Regions from separate parts of the Homo sapiens genome. Here all the other regions are linked to region 3. The links are chromatin contacts, found by Hi-C or POLR2A ChIA-PET in ENCODE. All regions are on one chromosome and are shown on one strand. The core of a region is the stretch at or near the end of the contact, and the rest is flanking DNA. Distances in the headings are between cores, read along the strand shown. Region 1 has its middle 45 kb from the start of MTF2. Region 2 overlaps LOC124904219 (a long non-coding RNA gene). Region 3 holds the start of EVI5 (ecotropic viral integration site 5).

Region 1 (3,381 bases), core at 523-3,022, 250 kb after region 3:
GTAAATAAAAGTATTGCATTTATTTGACAATAATGAAAAGTTTTTTGAAAAGCAGAAATGTTTTTGATGTATAGAGAAATTTAGAAATCTTAATCTAGAAATTAAGTAAATAAAATCTTTACTTACTAGAGTTTTTATGTTTGGCCAGAGAATAGGATATGTTGGTAATCAAATACCATGTGTACATTATAAATAAGATATTCTAGAAACTGAGTCTTCAAAGCACTGAAATGTGATAATATCATTGAAATAAAATAGAATGTAATGTCACCATTCAAAAATTTTGGATTACTACATGAGTCCCAGGGTCTTCATATGGCTCTCCAGATTTGCCCCATGAACACAGAATTGAAATCCTATAATAATGAAATAATATATGAAATCCTATGATAATTATATGGTATCGGATTAAAAAGGGAAATGTTCAGATAACAGGCATTTCTTACTAATAGAACAATGGATGGTAGAATTTACTGCATTTGATAGTGTCTAGCAGCCCATCACCACAGCTTAAAGTGTTTTCTTCAAAATTAGATTCCTTTTTCTAATTCTACATTCGGTAAATATTTTTGAGCTTGTATTACTATCATAGTTATAAAATAACTTAGAGTTGTTCTGTGCTTTACCTTCATGAATCTGATTAACGTATTTTTCTGGTTAAATAGTAAGTATTATAAATAACTTGTTATTTAAATATTTCTCTTAGGCAATCTGTATAGATTACCTTTATTAAGGCCATTAAATGACATGTAGATAAAAAGCAATATTTATTATCGTTGAGCATTTGCAATTTTAATTTACAAACTACCTTTCTATCCATTTATTCTGATGCTCTGCTGTGCTTCTTAGAGAGGGTTAGGAGGTTGAAGAGCTTTGTATCAGACCTCTCTTGGTTTACCTGATGCACATCTGGATCAGATGCATGCCCCGTTGAGCTACATGCATGCCCCATGCTCCCAGCAACATCCAACTGCTCAACCCCTCCCCTGTTCCCTGTCAACCACAGGCCCTCTTGGGGGTTAAAACCTTTTGAACAGGGCCATCTGTTCTTCACTTCGACAAGTTGAGCAAAATGACTCAGCAATTCACTCTTCTAGTTTTTTAAGTCAGGACAGGATAAGGGAGAGATGAAAACATCCAATTCAATTCCAAGAACTTGCCAAACAATACGTCATTTGCTCAAAGTCACTCAGTTGGGAAGAAAGATTAGAACTCAAGAAATGTTATGCCCTCAGATGCACTGCTTATCCAAAAATGTATCTAAAATGATTTAGAAATCTCGTATTTCAATCAGCGTTGGCTTCACAGGTGTGCAACCTGTGCAATCACACAGGGTCCACTCTCAGAAGAGCTTTGCACTTGGTTGAATGCTCTGCTGTCTCCATTTTGAAATTCTTAGTTATTTTACTTTTGAACTTATATTTTGTAAGTGATGTTCAATGGGACAATGGCATGAGCAGAGAAGATACATGAGTGCCTTCCAGTCTTTGTTACTAAATCTGTCTGCATATGGCTCTCCAGATTTGCTCCATGAACACAGAATTCCACTACAGACCCACAATGCCTAGAAATGTAGCAGACACAAAGGAAGTACATGATTAGCATGTATGTCCACAAATAAGTAGGCACTGACAGTCCTGAGAGGCCATGTTTTCCATTCAAACCGGAGCCTGTTTTGACTGCAGAGAGAAAGCAAAGGCATCCTAAAAAAAATTATCAAAGGAATCATGTCATATTCATTCTTGCTTATGTTGCTTCCCTGTATTAGCCAACCACTTACACAGAAAATGATGCCCTATAAGGAAAGGGAAAGATAACAGCTCTTAGTTTCTTTCCCTTTCAGTTCCTCCTTACTCATCAGTAAGCTGAAGATAGTGCTAGGAGGAACACGTGCAATCAAGAAGTGAAATAAAAACAGTTGAGTTAGTTTTGTGCAGTGTTTCTACTGTTCTAGTAAGAACAAAACATATGTGTGTGTATAAGCTACAATATACAAATTGTGTAATTTTGTTGATTCTGCATGAGTTAAATACTCTGATATTTTCATTTAAAACCGGCATTGCACAACGGAAAGATGAACATTAAAATTCATGGTAATAGTTTTAAATTTAAATTTTTCTTTATTCAGAAAAACATTAAATAGCAAATAAAAAATACCACTGCAAATCCAGGAAGAGCTCAGAAGAAAGGGAAAAGCTTTATATTTTAGCACTTTTTAAAAACAGCTTTACTGAGATATAATTCATATATCATACAATTTACTCACTTAAAATGCACAATTCAATGGTTTTTAGTATATTCACATATAGGTACAGCCATCATCACAGTCAATTTGGGAATATTTTCATCACCTCAGAAAGAAAGATTGATAAATTAGGCAGGTATGGTGGTGCATGCCTGTAGTCCTAGCTACTTGGGAGGCTGAGATGGGAGCACTGCTTGAGCTGATCTTGAGCTCCTGGGCTGAAGTGATCCTCTCACCATTGACTCCCAGAATGCTGGGATTACAGATATGAATCACTGTGCCTGGCCAAGCATAAGGTTTTCAAGGTTCACCCCTGTTGTAGCATGTAGCAGTGTTTCACTCATTTTTTATGGCCGAATAATATTCACTTTTACAGATATGCCATGTGTTATTCATCCATTTGTCAGTTGGTGTACATTTGGGTTGTTTCTACTTTTTGTATATTATGAATAATGCAATTTGCCAGAGGAAATTGACAAGATATTTGATTAAAAAAATTTTTTTACAAAAGATAAAAAAGATTATTGTTTAGTACAGTACTTTTTTTTTTTTTTCTAGAGATGAGGTGTCACTATGTTGCCCAGACTGCAGGGCAGTGACTATTCACAGGCATGATGACAGCAAACTAGGCCTTGGAACTCCTGCCCTCAAGCAATCCTCCCTCCTCAGCCTCTCTGGTAGCGGAGACTATAAGTGTGTGCTACCATGCCCAACTCTTCACTGATTAATTTTGAAGAAATTAGAATATTTAAAAAATCTACTTAGGCCAGGCATGGTGGCTCATGCCTGTAATCCCAACATTTTAGGAGGCTGAGGTGGGAGGATTGCTTGAGCCCAGGAGTTCAATACCAGCCTGGGCAACATAGTGAAACACTGTCTCTACAAAAAAAGTCAAAAAATTAGCTGGGCATGGTGGTGCTTGCCTGTGGTCCCAGCTACTCAGGAGGCTGAAACAAGAGGATCGCTTGAGCCTGGGGAATCGAGGCTGCACTCCAGCCTGGTGTTCGAGCCACTGTACTCCAGCCTGGGTGACAGAGTAAGACACTATCTCCGAAAACAAACAAAAAATCTACTTAGCATGAAAACACTTCAATACATAGAGTACAGATACGCCTGGAGAGGGAGTTCTCCATGGA
Region 2 (3,259 bases), core at 511-3,010, 200 kb after region 3:
ATCATGTTTTAGTGAATATTCTTTTGTGTATCCCCTTAAACTCTAGAGTGCAGTTTCTTAGAAATAAAATTGTTGGTCAAAAGATACATGCATTTTAAATTGTGGTAGTTATAGGTAGACTATCCCTTATGTGAAATACTTGGTAATAGAAGTGTTTCAGATTTTGGATTGTTTAGTATTTGCATGTATTTATCAACTGAACATCCCTAATCTGAAAATCCAAAATCTGAAGTGCTCCAATCAACATTTCCTTTGAGAATGACCTGTAAGCTTCATGTCAATGCGCAAAAACATTTCAGATTTTGGAGCATTTTAGATTTCAGATTTTTAGATTATGGAAGCTCAACCTATATTAGAAAATTTTTCTCTACAAACATGGTACCAATTTTTATTCTCGCAATAGTATATTACAATATATGTATCCTCCTTTTGTTTTTTGTTTTTGTTTTTGTTTTGAGTCGAGGCCTTACTCTATCACCCAGGCTGGAATGCAGTGGCCCTATCACAACTCACTGCAGCCTCAACCTACTGGGCTCAAGTGATCTTCCTGCCTTAGCCCTTCGGGCAACTGGGACTACAGGCATGTGTCACCACTCCTGGCTGTTTTATATTTTTTTGTAGAGATGGGGTTTCACCATGTTGCCCAGGCTAGTCTCGAACTCCCGGGCTCAAGCTATCTGCCCACCTTGGCCTCGCTAAGTGCCAGGATAACAGGCGTGAACCACCACACCCAGCCAGCCTCCTTTTGTTTTAATAATTATTTTCCTAATTAGAACTCAGAGTGTGAATCTTTTTTATATGTGCACTATTTATTATTTCTTCTCATGTGATTTGCTGTGAATGTAGTGTTAATTCTTTAGTTAAATTGGCCCTGTAAGATGCTGCTCAAGGACCAAAACTAGCCCCTAAGTTTTCTCTTTTATTGACAACTGGGGACATATTAGGCACAGGCATGCTTTGTTTTATTGCACTTTGCAGATACTGTGATTTTTACAAGTTGAAGGTTTGTGGCAACTCTGTGTTGAGCAAGTCTGCCAGCACAATGCTTCTAACAGCATGTGCTCACTTTGTGTCTCTGTCACATTTTGGTAATTCAGGCAATATTTCAAGCTTTTTCATTATTATTATATCTGTTACGGTGACCAGTGATCTTTTACAGTGCTATTGTTATTGTTTTGGGACACCATGAACCGTACCCATATAAGACAGAGACCTTCATCCAAAAATGTTATGTGTGGTCTGACTGTTCCACTGACTGGCCACTCCCCTGTCTGTCTCTCTCTCTTAGGGCCTCTCTATTCCCTGAGGCACAACAATATTGGAATTAGGTGAATTAATAACTCTAGAATGACCTATAAGTGTTCAAGTGAAAGGAAGAGTCACAGGTCTTTCACTTTAAATCAAAAGCTAGAAATGATTAAGCTTAGTGAGGAAGTAATGTCAAAGGCTGAGATAGGCTGTAAGCTCGGCCTCTTGCACAAACAGTTAGCCAAGTTGTAAACGCAAAGGAAAAGTTCTTGAAGGAAGTTAAAAGTGCTACTCCAGTGAACACATGAATGGTAAGAAAGTAGAACAGTCTTATTGCTGATATGGAGAAAACTCTAGTGATCTGGATGGAAGATTAAATCAGCTAAAGCCTAATCCAGAGCAAGGTTCTAACTCTCTTCCATTCTATGAAGGGTGAGAGAGATGAGAAAGCTCCAGAAGAAAAGTTAACAGAGGTTAGTTCATGAGGTTTGTGAGGTTTAAAGATGCCACCTCCATCATGTAAAAGCACAAGGTGGAGCCGTAACCACTGACGTAGAAGCTGAGCAAGTTATCTAGAAGATCTAGCAAAGATCTAAGACTACACTAAACAACAGATTTTCTTTTCTTTTCTTTTTTTTTGAGACGGAGTTTCACTCTTGTTGCCCAGGCTGGAGTGCAGTGGCGCAATCTCAGTTCACTCCAACCTCCACCTCCCAGGTTCAAGTGATCCTTTCACCTTAGCCTCCTGAGTAGCTGGAATTACAGGCTTGAGCCACCACACCCAGCTAATTTTTGTATTTTTCATAGAGACAGGGTTTCGCCATGTTGCCCAGGCAGGTCTTGAACTCCGGGCCTCAAGTGATCCGCCCACCTCAGTCTCCCAAAGTGCTGGGATTAGCGGCATGACCCACGGTGCCCAGCCCAAATTTTCTTTTCTCTTCTTTCTTTCTTTTTTCTTTTTCTTTTCTTTTCTTTTCTTTCTTTCTTTTTTTTTTTTTTTTTTTGAGACAGAGTCTCCCTCTCTCGCCCAGGCTGGAGTACAGTGGTGCAATTATGGCTTACGGCAGCCTCAACTTCCTGGGCTCAGGTGATCCTCCCATCTCAGCCTCATAAGTAACCGGGATTATAGGCCCGTGCCATTATGCTTGGCTAATTTTTGCATTTTTTTGTAGAGACAGGGTTTCGCCATGTTGCCCAGGCTGGTCTTAAACAACTGGACTCGAGCAATCTGTCGGCCTTGGCCTCCCAAAGTTCTGAGATTACAGGCGTGAACCACCACGGCTGGCCAACAACAGATTATCAGGGTAGGCAGAACAGTCTTACATTGGGAAAGATGTCACCTAGGACTTTAATAGATAGAGAGAAGTCAATGCCTGACTTCAAATCTTCAAAAAACAGGCTGACTGTCTTGTTAGGGGCTAATGCAGCTGGTGACTTTAAGTTGAAGCCAATGCTTATCTACCAGCCTGAAAATTCTAGGGCAATTAAGAATTATGCCAAATCTACTCTATCTGTGCCCTGTAAATGGAACAACAAAACCTGGATGACAGCACATACGATTACAACCTAGTTTACTAAATATTTTAAGCCCACTGTTGAGACCTACTGCTAAGAAAAAAATATTATTTTAAAAATATTACTGCTCTTGACAATGCACCTGGTCTCCCAAGACTTCTGATGAAGATGTACAAGGAGATGAATGTTTTCATGCCTGCTTACAACATTCATTCTGCAGCCCATGGATCAAGAAGTAACTTGGGGCCGGGTGCAGTGGCTCACTCCTGTAATCCCAGCACTTTGGAAAGCCAAGGCAGGCAGATTACTTGAGCCCGGGAGCTCAAGACCAGCCTGGGCAACATGGCAAAAAGCTATCTCTACAAAAAATACAAAAATTAGCCAGAAGTGGTGGTGTGCACCTGTAGTCCCAGCTGCCAGGGAGGCTGAGGATCACCTGAGCCTGGGAGGTCAAGGCTGAGCTGAGATCATACCACTGCACTCCAGCCTGAGTGAC
Region 3 (3,217 bases), core at 351-2,850:
GAAAAGAAAAGAAAAGAAAAAGAAGGCCGGGCACGGTGGCTCACGCCTGTAACCCCAACACTTTGGGAGGCTGAGGCGGGTGGAACACGAGGTCAAGAGATCAAGACCATCGTGGCCAACATGGTGAAACCTCATCTCTACTAAAAATACAAAAATTAGCTGGGAGTGGTGGCGCGCGCCTGTAGTCCCAGCTACTCGCGGGGCTGAGGCAGGAGAATTGCTTAAACGCAGGAGGTGGAGGTTGCAGTGAACCAACGTCGCCACTGCACTCCAGTCTGGCGACAGAGCGAGACTCCCTGTCAAAAAAAAAAAAAAAAAAGAAAAGAAAAGAAAAAGAAAAAGAGCTTCTGGTACACTGGTGAAATTCTACTAACAAAATTTTAAAACAAAAAAAGTTACTTACATCAGCTCAGAACAAAGATTAAAAACTACCAGCAGATCACTTTTCTTTAACTTCAGTAAGCACTGGAATTCATTCTTTCGGCAAAGAAAGGAGTTTATTATTCAACACTGTAACCCAAAGAAAAGATACCACTTCAAGAAAATACTTCTTTTCGAAAGCAGCTCTACCAGCAATAGATAGGAGGAAAGCGAGGAAACCATTCCAAAAGGCTTGGTTTAACTCTTGGGTGAAAGGATGCCAAATGAGATGATCTAAGAAGCCCCAAAGACAGACAGACAGACAGACACAGGGAAATCACAGCAACTCTTTTGAGTGGAAACACCAACACCACAATCCAACCTACCGGAAATCCTGAGGTTAATTTGAGGCTTGCCCCACTAGTCATAAGGTGATTCAGGAATGGCTACAAACTCTTCTCAAGTTCATTCTGGACCTGGCACATCTGTCTTGCCCATCAGCAGCCTGGAGACACGCCATGCGCAGAATCCCGGAGGCCAAGTAAAGACGCCAACTTTGCAAGTCAGGGGGGCGAGTGCTCTCGCCCCTCAGGTCCCCAAAGGGAACCGACTTCTGGCCTCGAGGGTGGGGTGCAGGGTCAGTGTCCTCCACGGGATTTACGAGGACGTGCCCCCGAAGCTGCTCCGTCCCTCCACCGCCCTGGGACGCCACAGTTAGACCCGCCGACGAGTTTCTTCCCCAGCGCCCACGAGAAGGAGGGCTGCGGGCGGCGGCGGCGGCGACAGGCGAGGAAGCGAGTGCAGGGAACTTAGGCCCTGGCGGGGCCAGGCGCGCCCGCCCCGCTCCCACAGCAAAACTTGCGGCGGCCCCCGCCCGCCGCGCCTCGGCCCAGCTGTGCGCCAGCGGAACACGGACTCACCGCCCGCCCGGCCTCCCGGCCCGCCCGGCCTGGCGCAGCGCCCCTCACCTTGGAAACGTTGAGTAGACTTCGCCGTAAACATTAACTTCCCATCCAGCCGGCAGCCGCGCCGCCGCGTCTCAGCGCCTCGGCCCCGCTCCTGGCTCCACGGGTCGCCCGTCCCGAGTTCCCAAAAGCACCACGCTCACTCAGAAGCTCAGGGCCGCCTCGCGACCCTCACCTACCCCTCCCGGCACCGCCGCTGTCGGAACTGCAGCCAGCCCCTTGCCAGCTGGCCAGCTGGTTCCTCCGGGGTCCGGCCCGGCCGCGTCAGGAGAGCCCAAGGCGCAGGCGCGGGAGGGCCTTAAAGAGACCCGGCAGCCTCTACCGCAGAATGGGTTGGAGCAGGTTAGGGGCCGGGCGGGCCGGCCGAGAAAAGGAGAAGGCGAAGGGATTGGACGGAGTGCAGAGGAGGCGGGGAAATCGCTCTCGCCCTCCGCCTCTCTTTCAAAGCACCAGCCTTCAGTCCTGCAAGTCGCCGACTTCCCCGGCCACTGGAACCGCCCCTTCCATGTTAAAACGGTAGAAGACACACCCCCTCGGGGGCCCGAAGCGACCCCGAGCTTAGGACTGCAGGCCTCGCGCTGCCGCACCGACGCGGAGCCTGACTTTCAGGGCCCTGGCACGCGGTGCTGACGCGCATGCTTCGGAAGGCAGCCCCGAGCTCCCCCAGAGGTGGCCTTAGGGCACTCGCAAAAACAATAATCAACGCGTAAATGACACTTGTAATTGTAATGTACTCTTACACGTGTCTTCGCATTGGGTTTATGCAGACTACTGCAGGGGGCAGAACATGGGCACGAATACGTAAGATTCAGCCGGGCAGCCCTCCAGCGTCAACGAAGACATTCTTAGAAGGAAAGTACTTTGTTTGGGACGGAAACAGCCTATTAATTTCTGGTCCAGGAAAAGCAGGCAAGAAAAAGTAAAAAGGCAATACAGATTACTTTCATTATATGTTTAGAAGTGACAGCCGGGCGCGGTGGCTCACACCTGTAATCCCAACACTTTGGGAGGCCGAGGCGGGCGGATTGCCTGAGGTCAGGAGTTGGAGACCAATCTGGCCAACATGGTGAAACCCCGTCTCTACTAAAAATACAAAAAAAAAAAATAGCCCGGCGTCGTGGCGTGCGCCTGTACTCCCAGCCAAGCTACTCTGGAGGCTGAGGCAGGGGAATTGCTTGAACCACGGAGGTGGAGGTTGCAGTGAGCCAAGATCGCGCCACTGCACTCCAGCCTGGGCGACAGAACGATACTCTGTCTCAAAAAAAAAAAGGGACAAAAATTATAATAATTAGCAGCACAAGAAACTCCGGAATTATTTGTCTAGAAATTAGTATCCCTATTTTTAAATTTAAATTTATAAGACAGAATTCGCAGATGGGTTTCCACTGAACTAAGCATTTCAGAAAAAAAAAAAAAAAAAAACCTTACTTTTTTTTCAACAAGATTAGGAAATACCAAGAAATAGGAAGTAAAGCCATGCCCTCCACCCAGCTAAAAACTTTGAAAACTTGAACTTTTATCTGAGGCATATGTTTGCATAACTTTAGGTTGTGCCATTATTTAAAGAAATTTCAATTAACAATTTTATTGCAACTCAATCCTTGTATAAGAAAACTAAGCTACATCCTTGATAATGTACCTCTCCCCTCTTATATTCCATCCGTCAGCAAATTCTATTGGTTTTTCCCTTACAAATGGTCCTTGAATCTGTCCTCTCCTATTTCCTCCATCACCACCCTAGTCTAGGCTACCTTCACCTGGGGAGTGGGGGTGGAGGGATTACTGACCTAGTCTTCTTGTGGTTTACCCATATTCCCTTTATCCCCTCTCTAATCTCAACACAACAGGCAGAGTGACTTTTTCAAAATAACAGTGTGACCCTGTCACTTCCC

Evidence for each region. A loop is a pair of places that touch in the nucleus more often than their neighbours do. ChIA-PET counts read pairs that join two places held with the same protein, here RNA polymerase II (POLR2A). Pooled maps may share reads with other maps.
Region 1: a loop to region 3 is called in a pooled map, with 2.8 times the contacts of the local background. The contact joins the enhancer-like site here to the promoter of EVI5 in region 3. A Hi-C loop is called at or near these places in 6 of 50 pooled maps. POLR2A ChIA-PET finds 5 or more read pairs at or near these places in 2 of 52 experiments (OCI-LY7 and activated B cell).
Region 2: a loop to region 3 is called in a pooled map, with 3 times the contacts of the local background. The contact joins the enhancer-like site here to the promoter of EVI5 in region 3. A Hi-C loop is called at or near these places in 1 of 37 single-sample maps with no recorded cell type and 6 of 50 pooled maps. POLR2A ChIA-PET finds 5 or more read pairs at or near these places in 2 of 52 experiments (Caco-2 and naive thymus-derived CD8-positive, alpha-beta T cell).

What each region holds. Positions count from the first base shown.
Region 1 is chr1:93,032,124-93,035,504 of GRCh38, forward strand. No RefSeq gene overlaps it. Among named protein-coding and RNA genes, the nearest start is that of MTF2, 45 kb to the right of the region's middle. Within about 2 kb of position 1,773, at least 4 of the 41 ENCODE cell types and tissues checked have a DNase peak (open chromatin) inside an H3K27ac peak, as active enhancers do; they include OCI-LY7, where a contact is called at or near this core.
Region 2 is chr1:92,979,656-92,982,914 of GRCh38, forward strand. All of the region lies in intron 1 of LOC124904219 (a long non-coding RNA gene), which reads left to right. Among named protein-coding and RNA genes, the nearest start is that of DIPK1A, 20 kb to the left of the region's middle. Within about 2 kb of position 1,761, at least 5 of the 41 ENCODE cell types and tissues checked have a DNase peak (open chromatin) inside an H3K27ac peak, as active enhancers do.
Region 3 is chr1:92,783,508-92,786,724 of GRCh38, forward strand. It overlaps EVI5 (ecotropic viral integration site 5), which reads right to left and starts at 1,601. Exons shown (of 20, transcript NM_001350197.2): 1 at 1,329-1,601. RefSeq lists a silencer at 1,182-1,451 and an enhancer at 1,722-2,001.